Linked DNA regions of Homo sapiens: region 1 is linked to region 2. A link is an interaction called in ENCODE POLR2A ChIA-PET data of the cell type or tissue named here. Cell type or tissue: endothelial cell of umbilical vein. All regions are shown on one strand. Links, peaks and the distances in the headings refer to the core of each region. The heading gives the core; the rest is flanking DNA. Region 1 has its middle 63 kb from the start of XXYLT1-AS1. Region 2 holds the start of XXYLT1-AS2 (XXYLT1 antisense RNA 2).

Evidence for each region. Peaks named below come from ENCODE experiments on the same cell type or tissue, not always from the same donor. Only the 100,000 strongest peaks of a DNase experiment are listed, where the experiment ranks them.
Region 1: POLR2A ChIA-PET joins it to region 2 with 10 read pairs; 2 of 35 experiments call an interaction of 5 or more read pairs at or near these places.

What each region holds. Positions count from the first base shown.
Region 1 is chr3:195,026,818-195,036,807 of GRCh38, reverse strand. No RefSeq gene overlaps it. Among named protein-coding and RNA genes, the nearest start is that of XXYLT1-AS1, 63 kb to the left of the region's middle. RefSeq lists enhancers at 4,416-5,414, 5,415-6,412. In endothelial cell of umbilical vein, for the core only: a CTCF peak has its summit at 1,362; DNase peaks (open chromatin) are centred at 5,127, 5,657 and 7,727; H3K27ac peaks cover 5,206 bases.
Region 2 is chr3:195,144,769-195,154,758 of GRCh38, reverse strand. All of the region lies in intron 3 of XXYLT1 (xyloside xylosyltransferase 1), which reads left to right. XXYLT1-AS2 (XXYLT1 antisense RNA 2) reads right to left here and starts at 6,888. Exons shown (of 2, transcript NR_102711.1): 1 at 6,654-6,888; 2 at 1,903-2,502. It overlaps LOC105374296 (a long non-coding RNA gene), which reads left to right and starts at 3,449. Exons shown (of 2, transcript XR_001741088.2): 1 at 3,449-3,671; 2 at 4,101-5,488. It also overlaps the pseudogene RN7SL36P. RefSeq lists enhancers at 915-1,555, 1,556-2,197, 4,333-4,542, 6,771-6,820, 7,061-7,170. In endothelial cell of umbilical vein, for the core only: no CTCF peak of the experiment used is centred there; DNase peaks (open chromatin) are centred at 2,698, 4,218, 6,048, 7,028 and 1 weaker place; H3K4me3 peaks cover 2,397 bases; H3K27ac peaks cover 6,513 bases.

The sequences.
Region 1 (9,990 bases), core at 1,356-9,355, 120 kb after region 2:
TCTGACTGTCCTGGGAAAACATCAAGCTGGACCTCCAGCTGCTCCAGAGCGAGCTCTGCCAGGAGGGAAGGGGTTGTGGTTGGGGGCTGTGCACTGGGGTCTGCACAACCTCAGCGAGAATCAATTCATCTGAAGGTTTCCCCCAGCATGGAAGAGAGTCCCAGGTGTGAAGGCAGAGGATGGGGACGAGGTGCTAGGGAGGACTGTGGGTAACCCCTGCCCCTTGCTAAGCCCACCGCCCAGGGGTCTCCTGGCTCAGCCGCTTTCTAGGTTTTGTTTTCTCCTGGGATTCACATGCCTCCTCCCGTCAGATGCCGACAGGAAGGAGATCTCAGTTCTTACCTCCTGCCCGTGTTTCTCATCTTGCTGAATAGCGTCACTGCTCCTCAGCCTGCAGGACACGGAGGGCGGTGGCACCTCTTGCTTTAGACTTTCCCGGAGGGTGGGACAGCACCGGGCTCAGGAGCCCAGAAAGCAACCAGCCCGAACAGCGGCGCCGACCCCTTTCTCCCCTCGGTGGGCCCCCCTTTCCGACTCCCCCCGCGTTCTTGGTTCCTTCTCCAGGGTGGCTGCCAGATGATACTCGGGCTCCAGACATTCTTGGGGTGACTGAACAGACCTTCAGTGGGTGCTCGTAAGGCCTCGGCGCCACATCTCAGCACAGGCATCCGCCCTGCCCGCCCTTACTCTGGGGACCCCCCTGTTGCATCTCTCCCCCTCACCACCTCTCTGACCTTGGGCGGCTCAGGACCCCTCGCTTGGCCTCAGTTTCCTGTTCCCTGAAAACAGGGTCGATAATCCTGCACGGGCAGCCCTGCGCCCCCGAGAACCAGATGTGGAGCTGGATTCGAGGGGCTCTGCAGACAGTGCTGCGTCCCAGCTGAGGCCACGTGTTTGCTCGACCTCCTCCTTCAGGCTGTGCCCCACCCACCACGCTCCCCCCCGATTGCATCGATGCTACGACCACGTCTTCAGGGCAGGGCTGGTGCCAGTGGGTGAGGAGGCCTCTGTCAGGCCAGGATCAGCCGGCCCCAGTCCTTCTCCGAATGCCCCCATCCCTGCTGCTGAAGGGGCCTCTGTGCCCGGGTGAGGAGCCAGAAGCCCTGGCAGAATGAGGAGGCCGGCAGGAGGTGACACCGGACGAGGACAGGCAGAGTCCACCAACTTCATTTCCCCAGGCCGTTTACGGAAGGGCTGCGCTTTGCAGCGCTGGGGCGCCGTGGGGTGGGGATGCTGCCATTTGGGCCCCAGTTTCTGGCGGGGGCGGTGGGGAAAGCACGGGAAGCAGAGTCAGCCTGGGAAGCTCCCCGACGCCTCCTGGCTGTGAAAGAAGGTCCCGCGTGGCTCTGGGTCCTCAGGTGCAGGGCTCCGGCAGGGACAGGAGGTGTCAGGGCTGGGCCCTGGGGAAGGAGGGAGCTGCTGTGCGGGGTGTGGTGGAGGGCGAGTTGCCCTCCCTCTCTGGGCCCTCAGCTCCGTGGATGGAGGAGGGCCCAGGTTAGGCCGCCTCCGTGCTTCCTCCTGGATTGGAGTCCAGTTTGTGTGGGGGCGCCTGGGAAGAGCCAGTAGAACCTTTGCGCCTCCACGCTCTCCACCTGCAAGGGATTCAAGGTGCTGTTCTTCACCCCCACAGACGTATATGATTTAAACTTAATCTTCATCATCATGAAGCAAAACAGGTGATTTCATAGCCCTTTGCAGGTGAGGCCCTGGCTGCAGGAAGCTCCTTAGGCCAAGGGCAGCGTTTGGCAGGCACTTTCTCTTCAGAGCCTCGGCCTCCAGAGTGGCCTGGAGAGGTTGGGACTCCATCCCCTCTGGATCTAATCACCTGGGATTTTTCTGATCCGGGCCAGGATTTGGGCTGGCTTCTCTGAGGCCCCGGCCAGGAGGCAGTGTGAGGAGCTGCTGGAGACCCACTCCCCAGTCCTCAGCGCTGGGGAAGGAGACTCTGTGCCTCAGTTCACCTTTCCCACGGAGCCAGGCCTGCATCCCTCCATGCAGAGCAGAGGGGCCGGAGCCACGCCTGCATCCCTCCACGCACAGTGGAGGGGCCTGGGCAGGAGCTGGGGGGCTTCGCCTGCTGCCTCCCTTAGGTGTTCCTACCTTGCCGTGGCTCATGCCTGCCCTTCCTCCCCGGTTCCCCTTCCAAAGCCTGGGGAAAGGGAAATTGCTCACACCTATCCTCGGCCTGGGACGCCCTCCCCTCCCTGCCTTTCAAAGTCCAGCCCATCCTCCCAAGTTTCTCTTCAGTTCCCTGCTTCCACCCCACTTGGATGTGGCCTCCCCACCTTGAAATCCCCTCTCCAGGCATTATCTACCTCTCCTAATAGGACCATTTTTGGTCTCAGGTGTAGGTATTTGGAACCTGTCCTGAATTCTGCCCTAAACTGAGACCTTTGAGGTATACGAGGCATCTCTCTGGTTTCCCTAAATAAGGACCTGGCCCCGAGCAGGCACTCAGTGGCTGTGTGCTGAAGGAACACTGGTGGACACAGGGTCCCCACTTCCCAGCGTCCACCGAATGAGCAGTTCAGATCTAGAGTGTGTGCTCGTGGCAACATGGTGGTAGGTCCAGAGCTTTCAGGACTTCAAGGTACAGGGATGGGTCATAGACTTCGTGGGTCAGCTGGCCACGCTCAGTGCTCTTGGGATGTTGTTTGCACGGGACGCACTTTGACTTGCAAACAGCCTAGTGTTAAATGAGCTCCTGGGAACAAACTGTCTTGGGTGAACTTGGGGACTAGTTGGATCTCCAAGCCCCACGTCCAGGTGCCCGTCTGAAGACAGGCCAAGGTGGGAAGCACAGGAACACTCCTGAAGTGGGAAGCCGCGGGTGTGAAACGGAAAGGCATCCAGCCCCTGGTCCTTGTCCTTTTAAATTAGAAAGGCCTGAAGCCGTCTCCCTGCTCCACCCCGCCCTAGCCTGCCCCAGAAGGGCAGAGGACACTAGAAATTCCACTGTGGCTTGGACTGCAGCTGTCTATTTCACTGTGTGTCCTAAACACTCTTCTCTGAACCTTGAAGGTCAATATCACAACACTCCCTGGATCTGAAATAAAATAATCAATTGTTAGATCCACCTAGCCAAGGCCCACCTCCGAGTATGCAGTGAGGCGGCTCTCCCTTCCTCTTTCAAGCCAGAATCAATCTCTGCATAATTAACCCAGTCTGACTCAGTGTTTACTCTGCAGGTGTGACTGCCCAAGGCCTGTGGCCTGCGACCTCCTGGCTCGCTGACCGCTGTCTGTCTGCTACTTCTACCCAGATATATTTTTCCAGCTCTGCTGTTGCTAAAATGCACCGGTTAAACACTTAGCTTTAGGAGGAAAATTCTAGCAAGGACTGTTTTGATATGCTCCCAGCCCCTGCTGTCAGGAAACTCAGGATTGAAAGAGACCTGTCTCAGGAACTTTCTCTAGGACTCAAATTCTAGATTTTGCTCAGCCATTCTTTTTTAGCACCTTAACTTTTATTGATAATACTTTTGATGCCTAAGAATATATATTTGATGTTTTGGCATTGGATCATCGTCTGCTCTACATACAGAATTGTGTAGGTAAGCGAACAGCTTGATGCATCTGCACAGACGGAATGCACTTGCTTAACCACTTGGTCATTTTTAAAGTCCTGATTTATCAAAATAAGATTTTGTCAGGAGGGAAAGCCCTACCTGTGGGTACAGATCAGAGCCCGTGTTAGACACAAGTCCTCACGCAAACTGGAAGGTAGGTTTAACTGTCTCCTGTGTACAGAAGAGGAAACGCAAGTTTAGACAGGTGGGGCCGCCTGGCTCGTAAGTCCGGGGGGCTGAGACTCAGCCCATTCCTTTGCCTGCAGGTGTGCTTGGAGGTCCTCGTTCTGTCCAGCTAGGGATCTGGGCATGTGTCTTCTTGGGGTCAGGCAGCACACACTGCCCACTTCTTTGCTGGGAACATTCTCAGTCCATTGGGAAAGCAGGGCCTACATATATCTATTCTCAGGTGACAGGTGGCACCTACCAGTCATCTGCTCTCCCTCCCCATCACCTGCATTGGGCTGGTCTACCACTCAACATTTAACGACAGTATGGCAAGGGCGCTGGCCAATCAGAATGGCACCAGGCATATACAGTCCTGGAGCAGAGGCCTACAGCCCTGCTACATCAGTCACCACCCTTCAGTGGCTGGATGGTGGAGAGGAAACCTTCGGATAGATGTTGGGCTTGGTGGCGGGGGAGGGGAGAGAGGCTCTCTCAGGCTCAGCAACTGCACAGAAGTACTTCAATATTTCAACAACTAGCCTGGGCACCCTGGTGCTTCCTGAGCCACCGTCAGCTCTGATTGGAGATTCTATGTAGAACAGATCTGTTCCTCGCTCCCCAAAGAGCTTGGAGCCCAGCTAAGGAGACAGGCTACAGGATGGCGATCAGAGAGAATCGCACTTGGGTGTCACCTGGTCATTTGTTTGTCTGTCCAAACATCAGGTACCGCAGGCAGCCACCTGTCAGCTACCTAGATGATGAGTAGCAGAGGGCCTCTGTCATTGGGAGTGCACTGTTTACAAGAAGAAAGAGGCATTTGAACAAGTAACCACAGCGTTGTCTTTTGTTTGGGTTGATATGCTGGACTGGAGATCCCTTTAGAGCATGTTTTTGGGGATTACAGAGCCTTCGAGCGTTACAAAATCATCTTCTCTAATTCCCTGTGTTTCAGATGAGGAGACCCAAGTTCCCAGAAGAGCAGTTGCACACTCGAGGCTGGAGGACATGGGCAGAACCAGAGCTCCTTGCCTCCCTCCCAGCCCCCCACCCAAGTAACACGTTCCTGATCCTGTCCTGGAAGCAGCTTCGAGGAAATGCCCAGACCCCTGGGGGGTGATGTGGTGGCAAGGTGACAAAGGGGCAGGTCACAACGCTGTCACAAGCTGATATGCAAGAACTCACAGGCATGACCCCCAGGGGCTATGGGTGTAAGGGCATCTGCTCTGCCCTTTCCAGCGGGCCTAGTTTTGGTGGCCTCTGTTCCATTTATTTGCTTAGGAACACAAAGCTGAATGCACTGTTTGCAGGAAGTTGTATGTCTAAGTCACCTAAGTTAGTAAAATAAATAAAAACTTTGGAGTTTTGGAATGGCCTTCAGGTGCCTTCCACATCCATTTCCCTGGAAATCCCTGTTTCCTGTCGGTGTCTGATAAGGGATTTTTCAGGAATTGAGCGGAGCTTTTCCAGGAGATGTCACATAAGAAACCTCACCCTGGGTTCCCAAGGCCCAGTTACATTGTAGCTAAATCACAGATTTACCAAAGTATACAGGGTCCTCTTTCTTTACCTCCACCTGGACACTTTTTTGAAGGAAAATGGATTTTGGATGTAAGCGCCTCCGCGATTGTTCTATGCTCCCGGGGTCACAAGACTCCTTGAAAGCAGAGGTTCAGCAACCTCTAGCCAGGTTCCCCACACAGCTGGGGGGCTCTTCCCACCCTAAGGGGTGATCCATTTGCCAGGGAGACTTGGGACTGACTCAGCCCCTGCCCTGGCTGCCGAGGGACCCTGCCTTTTTCTGCCGAGCTTGTGCTTACGGGGAAATTCCAGGCTTCTCCGGAAACCATCTTAACTGCCTGGAATCCTCCTCTTGGACTTGTCTGGGCTGGCGCAGTCCTGGGAGGAAAGGAAAGTAAATAAATGTAAATCTGTTTGATCACAGACAGAGCATTTATCTTTCAATAGGAAGCTTCCTGAGGAAGGACAGCAAAGGGGTTTGGAATGAGTAAGCTCAAAGTATCAGCCTGCGTACAAGATGCCCTCGGGGGGAGCCTGGCTATTGTGGCGCTGCGGTCACACTGGGCCAGGCCCCTGCTGAGGCCCAGCACTGCACAGGCACCCGGAGCCCTGCCCTTCTCCCTCAGGGCACCCCAGGGCAGTACCGCCCTCTGGCCCAGCTGATGGGCCGGGCCAGGCTCCCCTGGCTTCCCAAGTGGAGGAGGAGGAAATGGTCTTTGCCAGCAGGCCAGCCACCCTCGAGGAGAAGTGGGGTCTTCTTTGGGGCTGTGGAGGCAGTGCTAGGAGTGGACGGAAGGGCTCAGAGGCCAAGCTCAGATGTTCCCTATGGCTGAGGTCCCTGACAAGGATCCTCAAACAGGGAGAATGCTGGTACCCTTCCAGTTTGGGCCTGGGTGTCACTTACCTGGGACACTTGTCACATCCCCTTTAAATCTCTGTCCTTGCCTGGCTCTGGCCAGAAACATTCCAGGGCTTGTTGATTCTGAAGAGCAGTAGGGTTTCCAGGGTTCTCTCCTGAAGCTCGGGGATATCCAGTGGCTTCAGGGTAAAAGCCTGTTTGCTAACCTGCTGCACAGCTGGTAAAAAGCCATGGGTCTCTCCCTTAAACCCAACCCAGCAGATGAGGTCTACTCTGGAGGCCCGAAAACACCTTAAACTCATCGCACAGAAAACCGGCGCAATACTTGGCCCCTCTTCCTTTTTCCCGACCTACAGTACCCCATCCTTCAACCCAGAGTACCCCATCCTTCGACCCACAGTATCCCATCTTTCCTTCTGCTGGATGTTGGAGGACTCAAAGTTATTCTAAATCTCTACAATACTCTTAACATTTTAAATCCAAATCCAGGCAATAATTCAATGTTCCAGCGATGTCCTTTGTGACCCATTCATTTCAGTTGATTTGGTTCTATTGATCCTTTTTTTTTTTGAGACAGAGTTTCGCTCTTGTTACCCAGGCTGGAGTACAATGGTGCGATCTCAGCTCACCACAGCCTCTGCCCCCGGCGTGAAGCGATACTCCTGCCTCACCTTCCCAAGTAGCTGGGATTACAGGCACGTGCCACCACGCCCAGCTAATTTTGTATTTTTAGTAGAGACGGGGTTTCTCCGTGTTGGTCAGGCTGGTCTCGAACTCCTGACCTCCTGTGATCTGCCCACCTCGGCCTCCCAAAGTGCTGGGATTACAGGCATGAGCCACCGCGCCCGGCCGATCCCTTTTTTTCATTTGTTCATTCATTCATTCATTCATTCATTCATTCATTCCAGACACATTACAGCCACAGAGGTGAGGAGGATTCAGGTCCTGCCCGCAGAGACAGTTGCACATACAGCCAGCCACACAAGGGGCAAGAAGTAGTCTGTGCTGGGCCACAGGGGCAGCTCTCAGGAGGCTCTGTATTGACTTCACGCCCACGCTGTGCTACATTCATCACAAATCTGACAGTATGCAACAAAAAGCAGGCCACAAAATAATGGATGGTATTAACAGCAGAGTCAAGATGTGGGAAAATGGAATAAAATGAGCTCTCCAGGTACCATCTATTTTTTAGAAAATGGAATCCATTCATTCAGGAAGCTTGATGGATAAATGAAGTAGGCCAGACAGGGAGAATACAAATAGCAGCAGCTCCTGTGGGAAGCCTGCCAGCCCCTCGCTGAGTGCATGATCTACACCATCACATCATCCACTGAACAGCCTGTGAAGTTGGTACTCTGATGATTCCCATTTTACAGATGGAGAAACCATGACACAGGAATGATGTGGCTGGCTTACAGTCACAGAGCTAGAGCCAGAACTCAAACCCGGGTCTGTCTCACTCCGAAGTTTCTGCTAATGACAGCATGGAAAAGATTCCTCATTTCCACCAGCTTCCTTTTAATCAAGGCAGATTAGACATTCATGCATTGGCTAATCTAGGCTTTGAGTGTAGTGACGTTTATGTAGTGCCTACAAAGCAAGATTAGCCATTACACGTTTTGTCGTTCTGGAAACTGACTCTTGGCAATTCCCAGCCAGGCTTTATCTCAACATACTTCCTGAAATCTCAGGCCATGTGTATTTTGCCTACAGAGTGGCTCTGAAAATAAAGTAGGCTGGAAGTCAGGTGACTGATGTCATCCTGGACTCGTAGGCGATTAACAGTATGACCTTGGAGAAGTCACCTTCCTCTGGTTTCAGTTTCCCATTTGAAAATGCAAGAATTGCAGCCATTCTACCACTAGGACTAGAAGAGACGTACCTGGGCATTAAGAGGCATGCTCAGTGGGAACAGAGGTGGGTGGATTGCCTGAGGTTAGGAGTTCGAGACCAGCCTGGCCATCATGGTGAAACCCCGTCTCTAGTAAAAATACAAAAATTAGCTGGGCATGGTGGCGTGCACCTGTAATCCCAGCTACTCAGGAGGCTGAGGCAGGAGAATCGCTTGAACCTGGAAGGTGGAGGTTGCAGTGAGCCGAGATCGCACCACTGCACTCCAGCCTGGGTGATAGAGCAAGACTCCATCTCAAAAACAAAACAAACAAACAAAACAAAACAAAAAAACTCACAGAAGCATGCCCAAGGATGCTCATGGCAGTGCCGCCTGTGAGCATGAGAAACGGGAGGCCACCTGTGAGAATGGAGAATAACCCTGGTGACCATATGTGGCAGCAGGTCTCCAAGTCAATCCCTGTGATCTCCACCTCCTGGCATCCCCCCAGTGTAGTCCTCTTCCACACTGAACCAGGGAAGATCTGCTTGACCAACAGCATATGGCAGAATTGTTACCAGTGGAAGGTTGGAAGGTATCTGAGTTACCAGCGGTGAATCCGTGTGGGTCTGCAGCAACCTCAATTCTTGCCTCCTCAGAAGAAAGAATTTGACTGACGGGCCTAAGGCTGAAAAAGAGAGGAAGGCAAGAGGAGGAGTGGAAGGTTTTTATAAAGCCTTTAGACCAGGAAAGAAAGTACACTGGGAAAAGACCCCAAGCGGGCGACGTCAGAACAAGTGCAGCGTTTAACCTTGATCCGAGGACTTTCTGGGCTGGCCCCTTTCTCGTGATTCTCACCTTAGGGTGAGCTGCCTGCATGTGCAGTGCCCTCCTTACCCTTACACAGTGTGTATAGGAAGTTGTACACATACCCACCTGAGGCTTTCTTCCCTTTTCTTGTGGGGTGCTCCCAGAGGGTCATACTCTGCCATTTTGTCTCTTAATGCACCATGCCTGGGAAGTTGTGTCTCCCTGGCACCTGCATTCAATGAACACTTTAGTGCAGCAGGTGTGGTCCATGAGGAAATGGCCTCTCCCTGGCACTGGCTGCCAATTTATCACTTTTAGAGAGGCAGTGTGATCATTGCCAAACCATCACCCAACATTCCCCCAGAGCCCTCTCCTGCCCTGCTCATGCCTGTCTCACTACCTGTAACAGAAGGAATGGCATGGCACTCCCGGGCTTAGTAAAACCTAAGCCGCTTCCATCTTGGGTTTTCTCTCTCCTTGCTCTTGAATCCCTTGCCCTGGGGAAGCTGCCTAGTTGTGAGCAGCCCTGTAGAGAGGCCCACGTGGAAAGGAATTGAGTCCTTTAGCCAACAGCCATGGGCGTTAGCCATCTTATCTGTGGATCCTTTAACCCCAATCAAGCTTTCAGATGACCACAGCCCTGCCAGCTCAGCTGCAACCCCACGACAGGCCCTGATCCAGAACCACCATGAGGGGCTGTTTCAGGGCTCCTGATCTCAGAATCTGTGTGAAATAATAAATTGTTTTTGTTTTAAAGCTGCTAAATTTGGGGGGTAATTTGTTATCCAGCAATGGATAACAAATACACCCCATACTATAGGATATTATGGAGCAAAGAGTGGAACAGGTCTATGTGTACTGATACAGAAAGATTTCTGAGATATGTGTTAAGACACCCTTAGAATGTGTTGTTAGAAAATAATAATTACAAAAAAAGATATACGGCTATATATCTTTTATGTAAAATACCACAACTCACTATACTTTTATGCATTTACATATGCAAGTAGATATGTAGCAAATTACCCATCATGTAGCAATGATGAACATCAATTTACCCTCAGTAAGAGAGTCAGAGGAAGGTGCAAAGTGGAATTTTCATTTTCTATTCAATAGATTGCTCTCTCTCTCTCTCTCTCTCTCTATATATATATATAATATATATATAATTTTACCATGATAATGTGTCAATGTATTACTTATACTCAATTTAAAAATTCTTTAAACGAAGGCATT
Region 2 (9,990 bases), core at 1,185-9,184:
AGGAAATAAAGTACACTTGGGAGAGGGCCAGTGGGTGACTTGGAGATCAAACGTGCTGTGTGACTTTTGACTTGGGGTTTTGTACATTGGCGTGGTTCTGGGGTTTGCGTTACTCCTCCCCCGGTTCTTCCCTGAGGGTGGCCTGCAAGCCCTTGGGAGGGAGCGCAGTGTGTTTACCGAGGTTGTGCACGCGCTCCCTGGAGAACTCAAATGAAGTAACAGTGGAAGTTTCTGTTGCGAGAGAGACCCTCATTAAAGAGCATTTCCCCTCCCTCCCTCTCTCCCTCCCTTAATCTTCATTCCTCTTTGTGTTTTCTTTACCAGATGGTTTGTTTCTGTGATTTATTTCCTGGTTTCTTCCCTTACCAGTCCAGCCTTCCTAGAGGAGGGTTTTGCCTCCTAGTGCACATGCCTCCTAGTGCCACCGTTTTGCCTCCTAGTGCACATGCTTGAGCCCACGTGCCCAACTCCTGAAATCTTACCAGGAAGCTGCTGGTCGTCAGTTCCAGGTTCTTTCTATCTACTGGGACCCTCCCTTTCCCTGGCGCTGGCTGCATCCAATTATCATTTTAGAGAGACGGTTGACAACTGCCTGACCATCAGCTGATGGTCGCCTGACATTCCTGGTGGTGGTGGAGCCCTCTCCTGCCCTGCTCATGTCTGACTAGCTACCTACTGTAACAATACAGGGAGCCTCAGAGTCCCAAGCCCTAGATACTAGTCCCAGCTCTGCCACCTTGGGGCCTTTGTTCCCCCACCTGAGAAGGAGAAGAGCTGAGCTCTAAGTCCCCGCTCCCCGGCTCTGGCATTGGGGGTTACAGCCCTTCGGACCCTCATTGTCCTCCCTCCGTCTGGAAGTTGCCTGTCTGCTGGTGAGCTCTTCAGGGATCGGGGAGAACTGACGTCATGGGGTGTTTAAACTGGGCTAAGTATTAAATGCAGTTACAGCGCCAATGCCTTCAAGGCCTGCTTTGGAATCTTCTCATGTGATATAAATGGAAACTTGGAAACCCATCGTGCTTAGACAGGATTGGCCAGAATTTGTATTTTCTGTAGATCTAGGATTTTATAAACAGTGCAACTTAAAATCAGTTTAATTATCTGGACTTCCTGAAAGAAAGCTCTGAAAGATTTTAGATTCGAAATGAAACTGAGTTTTTCTAACCCTGAGCATCTTTAATTTTCATTATGTACTATGATAACCATGAGACCTCCGCTGCAGCAGAGTCTGAAGAATGGCGTTTGCAGGGCCTGGGCACTCAAAAATCAACAGAGACTTATACTCCTTTTCATGCTCCCTCCCTCCACCCCTCAGCTGAAATGTTTCCAGAGACCTTTAATAATGGAGTCTGCAGATGACAGCCCTGCACTGCCTGCCGCGTGCCCCGCTGGCTCTGGGGAATTGCCTTGTAACGTTTGCAGTCTCATGCTGGGGCTGGGAATGGCTTGGTACTGGCTGGCCGACAAGGAATTGAGCATGTTTTTTGCCTTCTTTCACAAGAAGACTGGGGACCTCTGGGGACCTGGGAGATCCGGCATTAATTATCTGCTGCTTTGGAGTGTTCACCTGGCTGGCAGTGGGGCTAGGGTGGGGAGGCTGAGAGAAGGAAGAGGATGGGAATGGAAGGGGAGAGAGGAAGCAGGGACAGCGCAGCCCGCCTTTCTCTTGAGCAGGCGGTCTCGGCCCTTGGGCTTGGCCATTGCTGCGGCCGTCAGACTGCTTCCCACAGAGGTCCCCTCTTGCCCCTGCCTGGGACTTCCATGGAACTGGCAGTGGGCTCTGACCACCAAGGGGTCTCCCCAGAGAGGGGAGTGAGGTGGACAAGTGTTTTATTTTAAGAAGAACATGCTAGCATCTATATGAAAGGAAAATTTAAACACAAAACAGCACAAAACCAAATCTTGACTAGGTAAGCAGACACATTTTAATCTGGAAACTTGCTGAGCAGGAATAGATTTGGATCTCCCCAGCTGTGTCATTTTTATAGTCACTTGTCCCATAGTTACTTTACCTCAAAAGGGCACATTTTAAGTCATTTTTATGGCAGTCTCCTCTGTATTGTGTGCCATGAGTGTTGTTAGAAGCTTGGAGGAGGTGCGGGAGGAGAAGTTATTCCCCACTGTCCATTTGACAAATAGTTTTTTTCACATTGTTTCACAGTTCCCCCTCCCCAGATTTTTATATTTTCTGTATAAATCTTACAGGATTTTATAATCCTAGGTCCATGGAACTGACAGTGTGTTCTGGAAAGTGACACAGGGATCGTGGGATATTAGTGTAGGGAGAGAGGAGCCTCTCTCTCTCGGGTCCCTGTTGAGATTCTGTTGCGTCCAGCATCCGTGACCTTCCCCATCTGGAAATCATAGCGCTGTAGTCATCTTGGATGGAGCGTCACCCTTCCTTTCTCTGACCTTTTCTCTGTCTCTTCATCAGGAGCTAAACCCCTGGACAGGTCCTCAGTGGTGATGTGTTTAGTTGGGATAAGGGGCCAAGAGGAGAATCTAAAAGATAGACAACTGTATTTTGTAAAGATGTGCCATTTTGAATTTGTTTCCTCATGAAAGTATTAGAAAAGTAAACGGCTGTGCCCTCTTTATGTGCAGCCTATAACAATTCTAAAGGTGTGGCAGCAGGCGAAGAAGCTTGATGTGGAGGAAATAGCATTCGGTCGTACTCAGAAGTGAATTCCCCATGTGACACTTTGTGAGTCACTGGATTCTCTGACCCTCTGTTGTTTGGTCTGTAAGTGGGATACATATCTCTAACACAGAGAATTACTGGAGAACTCAAATGAAGTAATAGTGGAAGTTTCTGTTGTGAGAGAGACCCTCATTAAAGAGCATTTCCCCTCCGTCACTCCCTCCCTCCCTCCCTCCCTTAATCTTCACTCCTCTTTTGTGTTTTCTTTACCAGTCGCTTTGTTCCTCTGGGCTTCTCCTAATCAATCCCTCCCCCAGGCATATAGGGTTGCCATTTAAAATACAGGGCACCCAATTAAATGGAACTTCACATAAATAACAAATAAGTGTTTTGTATGTTAAATATGTCCCAAATATTGCACAGGACATACTTATACTAAATAATTGTTATTGTTTATTGTTTATAAATAATCGTTTATTTATACTAAATAATTGTTTATTGTTTATCTAAACAATTATTTATACTAAATAATTGTTTATTGTTTATTGTATATTGAAATTTAAATTTTTTTAATTTTTTTATTTTTTAAAGACAGAGTCTCTCTCTGTTGCCCAGGCTGGAGTGCAGTGGCACAACCTTGACTCACTGCAGCCACCGCCTCCCAGGTTCAAGAAGTTCTCCTGCCTCAGCCTCCCGAGTAGCTGGGACTGCAGGCAGAGCCACCACTCCTGACTAATTTTTGTGTTATTAGTAGCCATGTTGGCCAGGCTGGTCTCGAACTGCTGACCTCAAGTGATCCGCCCGCCTCAGCCTCCCAAAGTACTGGGATGACAGGTATGAGCCACCACACCTGACCCTGAAATTTAAATTTTAACAGATATCCCGCTTTTTTCCTAAATCTGGCTGCCCACCTCTACCCACGATTGTAAAACTTCCCTTTTTAGCAGCAGCAGGTGATCTGGCTCTCCTACAAGATCCTGGAGTGAACAGGAACAAAGGGGACGGAAGGGGAGCTTGCAGGGAAACCAGGGTAAGAGAGGGAGGGGGTGGGAGGCAGCCCTCAAGGTCTCTGTGAGGCTCCAGGCTTGAGGTCACCACTCTGTAGAGTTAGGAAGCCCAACTGTGGACTGGGTCATTTGGGGAGGCCACTGGGACCAGGAGGCCTGGTCATGGCTTGGCTTCAGGCTTCAGGGCTCCTGCTGACCCTGGAGTGATGGAGAGAGAGAGAGGGAGAGGGAGAGGGAGAGAGTGTGTGTGTGTGTGAGAGTGTGTGAGAGAGTGTGCGTATGTGTGAGTGTGTGTGTATGTGAGTGTGTGAGAGTGTGCATATGTGTGTGAGTGTGTGCGTATGTGGGCTGTGGCCCTTTGTTATGGTCACTTTGTGGAGCTGGCCGCCTGAGGATCCTCTGAATGGGAGCTTGTTGGTGGCGGCATAGGCTTCCGGTTTCATTCTCCCCAGGCTCTGCGGGCAGCCGTGTGCTGTGTGAGCCCCGGCCCACCCTGAGGAGGAAGCGGCAGGCTATTCCTGTCAGCTGCTGATAACATGCCACCAGGCGGGAATTCGCTTTTGTGTTAAGTATTTTAATCATGTCCGCTCGTTCACCTTTTTAAGTCACATGGTTTTATTTGCTGATGGTGCTGTGCCAGCCTCGGGTTCTTCCAGACGCTCGGAAGGAAAGCTTCTCTGCAGGCTGCGTCATCCCACTCCAAGGACTGGTGCTGGGCTCCCAGGGGAGTGTTGGGGAGGGAGTGAGCGCCAGCACAGAGGGAAGAAGGGAGGGTGTGGACTGACTACCTCTACCACTCAGTTGCTGTGTGACCTTGGGCAAGTCTCTTGACGTCTCTGAGCCTTAGTCTCTTTAGCTCATGAGAAATGGAGATTATAACACTATATGTGGCAGAGTTGAGGGAGATTGAATCAGATAATGTATTTATGGTGCCTAGCACGAGCAGCACTCCTGGGTGGTGGTGGCAGCGTTATCCACAGTCCCAGCTTGGCCACTGATAAGTTCTGTGAACCTAGGGAAGTCACTTAACCTCAGCCTCAGTTTCCTTATATGTACGGTTGGGGCTGCTGACAACTTAGCAAAATTATTGCTCATCTTTTGGCTTCTCAGCATCTTAACCCCTTTCCTAGAATTTGGGAATTCTCTGCCATAGAAGCCTGCCTCCTATTATGGAAGACAAAAACGCTGGATATGTTATCTCCCGGCTTCCTCGCAGCTAGCTAGGGTGTTGGTACTGTGTTTCCCTCCTTCCCGCTTCTGCGGAAATTACCATCATACATTTATTAATAGTGTCTTATCTATACAGACCAGTTTTTATGGCTTTACCCTAAACATTGTAAGGTATTTGCAAAACAGAAACAGACAGTATTACAAAGAGAAAATAACTAGTCCGCAATAGTGAAGAACATTTTAATATCCCAGAGAATATTGGAAACCAGGGGATCAAAGATGGGGGGAGGGACGAATGTAGATTGCAGTATAGTTGCAGCAGAGGAGGAAGGGACGAGGACAGGGGGAGAGACCGAGGACTGTGCCCGAGGCAGCCCCCACTCCCTGTTTCACTGAGCCTGGCTTCCACTTTCCCCCGTGCGTGGGGTGTTTGGTCCCTGCTACGCTGCACAGAGGGTGAACATCTGGCCCTTTGCTTGCTTCCAGGTTCCAGCCATGGCTCTAGCCCTGATCTCCAATATGGTTTCTGTTCTGTTCCTGGCCCATGGAGATGTTTATCTCATTTTCAAGCCGACTATGCCCTTTCCTCCTGTTGCCCCCCCATCGGATGAAAACAATTGTTATCTAAAACTCATCATTAAAAAGTGATACATTTTTGTTTTGAATAGCATATGGAGGTTATTATTTTTCCAGAAATTTTCTATATTTTTATCAGGGGGTGTGTGTGTGTATATGTAAATAAACTCTCTATACCTTTGTACATCTTTTTTTGTTCACTTAACAGTGTATCTTGACCATCCTTATACCTAAGTCAGCCTTCTTTGATAAATGTTGCTGGTCTCTTGGTATGATTTTTCTTTTTACTATGAAAACCTTTCAACATATACAAAAGTAGAAAGCATCATGTAATATTTCTGGATGCCCCAATATTATAATATCCATGCAGCCTCAATAACTATCAGCCCTTAGCCAATCTTTGTTTTATGTCTCCTCCCACCCACTTTTCCTCTTCCCCTGATTATTTTGAAACGAATCTCAGTCGTCACAGCATTTCGTCTGTAAATGTCATTTTCAGTCTATTAGTTTCTTAAAAACACATCTGCTGTGGCCGAGTTTAGAGCTGAGGAGAGTTATATGAGCTCATAGTGTCACTCTGTCTTCAAGTTCCTCAGTCTGAAATCAGTTGGTACAAGGGAAGAAAATAGAGAGAGGCAGCACTAACCTCTAGCCAAGCACACTTTCCATCTCTCTGCAGATTGCCTCATGTCAGGATGTTAGCGTGACCGTCACGTCTGGAAGGCTTTATGGCTGATATAAATTCAGGTCCGTTGTTCACTAGGCATGAAGCCCTCCGTTGTAAGGGAACCAGCCATCACCCTCATTACGAGATGCATAAATGTAGGACTTGAAGATAAAAGCTATTGGGTTCTTTTCGTCTCTCTGACACCTGAAGATGAATTTCTTGAACCTTGTTCTCGTGTTTAAAAAAAAAAAATTAACCAAGATTGAGCCTGTCAGTTTCTATCAGAGTTAAATCTGAGTAAAGGAGAAAAAAGCTTGCCACCTTTTAAAATAGTGATTCCTTCACTCCCTGGGAGTTAGAAAACTGGGCTAAGTGTTTTTGTGTAGCCCGTGTGACCTGGAGGCCGTGCTATAACCCCTGCAGGAATTACTCATAAAAAGGGAGGGATGTACCTGCCCTGTGGTAGAGATCAGAAGTCTACTCTGAGGTTGTTATTTTTAAATAACATCAGTGGAAAAGGTATTTTAAAAGGAAAACTCTGTACAGAGAACCCAAGCGGGATTGTGTTGCTGTCATTGTGACCGTCTCTTACCTGATGGCTCTGCCTCCCGGGCAGGCTAGGAGCTCCGGGATGACGTCCCAAGACTCGGGCGCATAGCGGGGGCTGCTGAAGATCGGAGTGTGAGGCTGAGAGATGAGGTCCAGGTGGAGCACGTGAAAAGCTTCCTGTGTCTGAAAACACGACTCCTTCCAGTTCTTTTGTCTGTCTGCACATTATGAGTATTTTGGTACTACTGAATCCGTTTTTAAAAGTTCACCACGTCGTGCCTGACACAGGTGTCTCCTGAAAGAATGAGTGAGGAAGTGAATGCGTGGAAGGGGTGGGACTGGGAGGCAGCCCTTCTGTTCTGTTTATGCCGTGCAGACCAATGCCAGGCACTTCGATGTTTGTTGAGTGAATGCAGGAACAGATGTGTAGTCAGAGGGCGTTTCCTCCGCGGTGCTGGCCAGCTGCTAAGTCAGGCTCTGTAGTCCCATTACTGGTCTTAGAGAAGTTACTTTCACATTCAGTTTTTGTTTGTAAAGACAGTCCATGGGAAAGTTTGTTATTCTCAGTTTGTTTGTTTGAGACATAGTTTCTTTCTTGTCGCCCAGGCTGGAGTGCAGTGGTGTGATCTTGGCTCACTGCAACCTCCGCCTCCCGGGTTCAAGCGATTCTCCTGCCTCAGCCTCCCAAGTAGCTGAGATTACAGGCGCTGACCACCATGCCTGGCTAATTTTTGTATTTTTAGTAGAGACAGGGTTTCATCATGTTGGCCAGGCTGGTCTCGAACTCCTGACCTCAGGTGATCCACCTGCCTGGGCTTCCCAAAGTGCTGGGATTACAGGTGTGAGTCACCATGCCCAGCCTATTCTCAGTTTTTTATTTGGCTCATTGTGTGTGTGAGCCATAGGATTGGTCCCATGAGGAATTACGAAGTAGAAGACATGCCTCTTGCTTTCAAGGAAGATATAACGTGAGGGAGATAGGGTAGATAAAACTTAATGAAAACGCAAATGCCTGCGGTGTCAACACTGAGTCAGTACTGCTGTTTAGAGATATCCCATGGACAAGATACATAGACTTTTTGCTGTAGGAACTGTAAATTTTACTGAGTGGCTCACCTCTCCCTCAGCTTAATATTCTGCCTTCAGCTGGGCATGGTAGCCTGCACCTGTAGTTCCAGCTACTTGGAAGGCTGAGGCAGGGGGGTCACTTAAGCCCAGGAATTCTGTGGGTGTCTGCACTAAGTTTGGCATCAACTTGGTGACCTCCTGGGAACGGGGGACCACCAAGTTGCCTAGGAAGGGATGAAGCAGCCCAGGCTGGAAATGAAGCAGGTTAAAACTCCTGTGCTGATTAGTAATGGGATTACGCCTGTGACTAGCCATGCACTCCAGCCTGGGCAACATAGCGAGACCCTGTCTCTAAAAAAAGAAACCAAACAAACAAAAATGGAGTTCTGCCTTCAAAATGCTAAGAAGTGGGTATCACATTCCCTTCTTTCCTCTGAAAAGTCTCTCGGAGTGGTGTTTGGCTTTGCAATGCAGGCGTAGCCTCTAAGAGTGCTCTTGGGATAGACCAAACTCTGTGCCCGAATAGAAAGCTCACTGGGCAGGCATTTGCCGAGGGTTTGGCTATGCAGTAGAGAGAAACCAGACCCTGTCCTCCAGGAGCTTGCAGTGGGACGTGGGTCTGGACAGGGCTACAGTGGAGGCACAGCGGCGGATGATGGGCCCGCAGGACTGTGTGCTTTGTTGCATTGCTGCAATCTGTTTCCTATGCCAAATAAACATCATCGCATTGAAAGAACCTTATTTGTAATCCAGGCAGCAGAAAGGCTTATCTGTAAGCATCTTCCTGGGGAAAAAAAGCAAAATAGCACAGTTGAATCCCAGTGGCATGTGTACAAGAGGGACCTTCTGTAACAAACCACGTGTGGAAAGGACTGAGCTGAGCGTGACCAGCCCCACATGAAGGGAATTTCTATATGGCTCCATGGCCATCTCAGGTGCAGACTTCAGCCACAGGACTGCATTTCTTCTGTGGGTTCCTAAGTGAAACGGATCTGAAGTTCCCATCCCTCTGCTTCCAGGGTAGCAGCAGAATTGGCTCTTATAGAAATATCAAACTTTTAATCTGAGCCTGGGGTTGAATTGAACATCTGTCTCCTCCTCCTGCCTTAGGTGACTTCTTTAAATGAGCTGCTTACTGTTGATCATAGAGAACCCCTGTGATCTTCTATTTCATGGTAGCAGAATTGACTCCAGCATCAAGGAGCTGCCCAAAGGAGTGTTTTGATCCAGGAACCCAGCCGTCTGCCTTTTGGGGACTGCTCTATCACTGTTTGTAAAAGAGGAAGCTGAGCCAGAATTGGCGTAGTATGTCGTGATTTGCCTGGATGTCTGCGGTGTCCTTGCGTCTGTAGACGAGCGCTCATTATGAGGCTGGTGGATTCTATGGACTTTCAGAAATGTGAAGTCACAGAGATGCTCGCAGGGCCCCATCAGTGCCGGTCACCGTGGAGTGAGGTGCCCGTTCATGTGACTTCACAGAGATGCTCGCAGGGCCCCATCAATGCCGGTCACCGTGGAGTGAGGTGCCCGTTCATGTGGCTTCACAGAGATGCTCGCAGGGCCCCATCAGTGCCGGTCACCGTGGAGTGAGGTGCCCATTCATGTGGCTTCACAGAGATGCTCGCAGGGCCCCATCAGTGCCAGTCACCGTGGAGTGAGGTGCCCGTTCATGTGACTTCACAGAGATGCTCGCAGGGCCCCATCAGTGCCAGTCACCGTGGAGTGATGTGCCCGTTCATGTGGCTTCACAGAGATGCTCGCAGGGCCCCATCAATGCTGGTAACCGTGGAGTGAGGTGCCCATTCACGTGGCTTCCACTTGATCTTCCTTGGCTCTGTTAAAAAAACAAACACAAACAAGCCCGCTGCTTCTCTCAATAAAATCAAGCCCAGTCTCTGCATGGAAATCCTTTCCTTTGCTGCTAGGACCATCCTATGTTGACCGGCCCAAGGATCACGAACTTGGAACTCTAAAGAAAGCAGGATAATTCTAGCTCTTCACTTGGGTAGCAGTGAACAGGACTTTCATGTTCCTGATGATGTATAATTGCAGCTCATTGGTATTCAGCTTTCAGAGAGCCTGGAAGATTGCGTCTAAGCAAGGTAGAGACATAAGGGTGAATCATATTATTTACAAAGAATAACCAGAGCAGAGAAAAGGCACCCCTATTTCTTCTGCCGGTACCTTCCTGCCAAGATGTTGGCAGGGTTTAGGAGGGGTACGGAGTGTGACCTTGGTCTTGCGGGCCACTTTTCTACTCACATCTCACACCCTTTTAGCTGCTGCCCAAGGTTAAAGGCATCACACAGAGG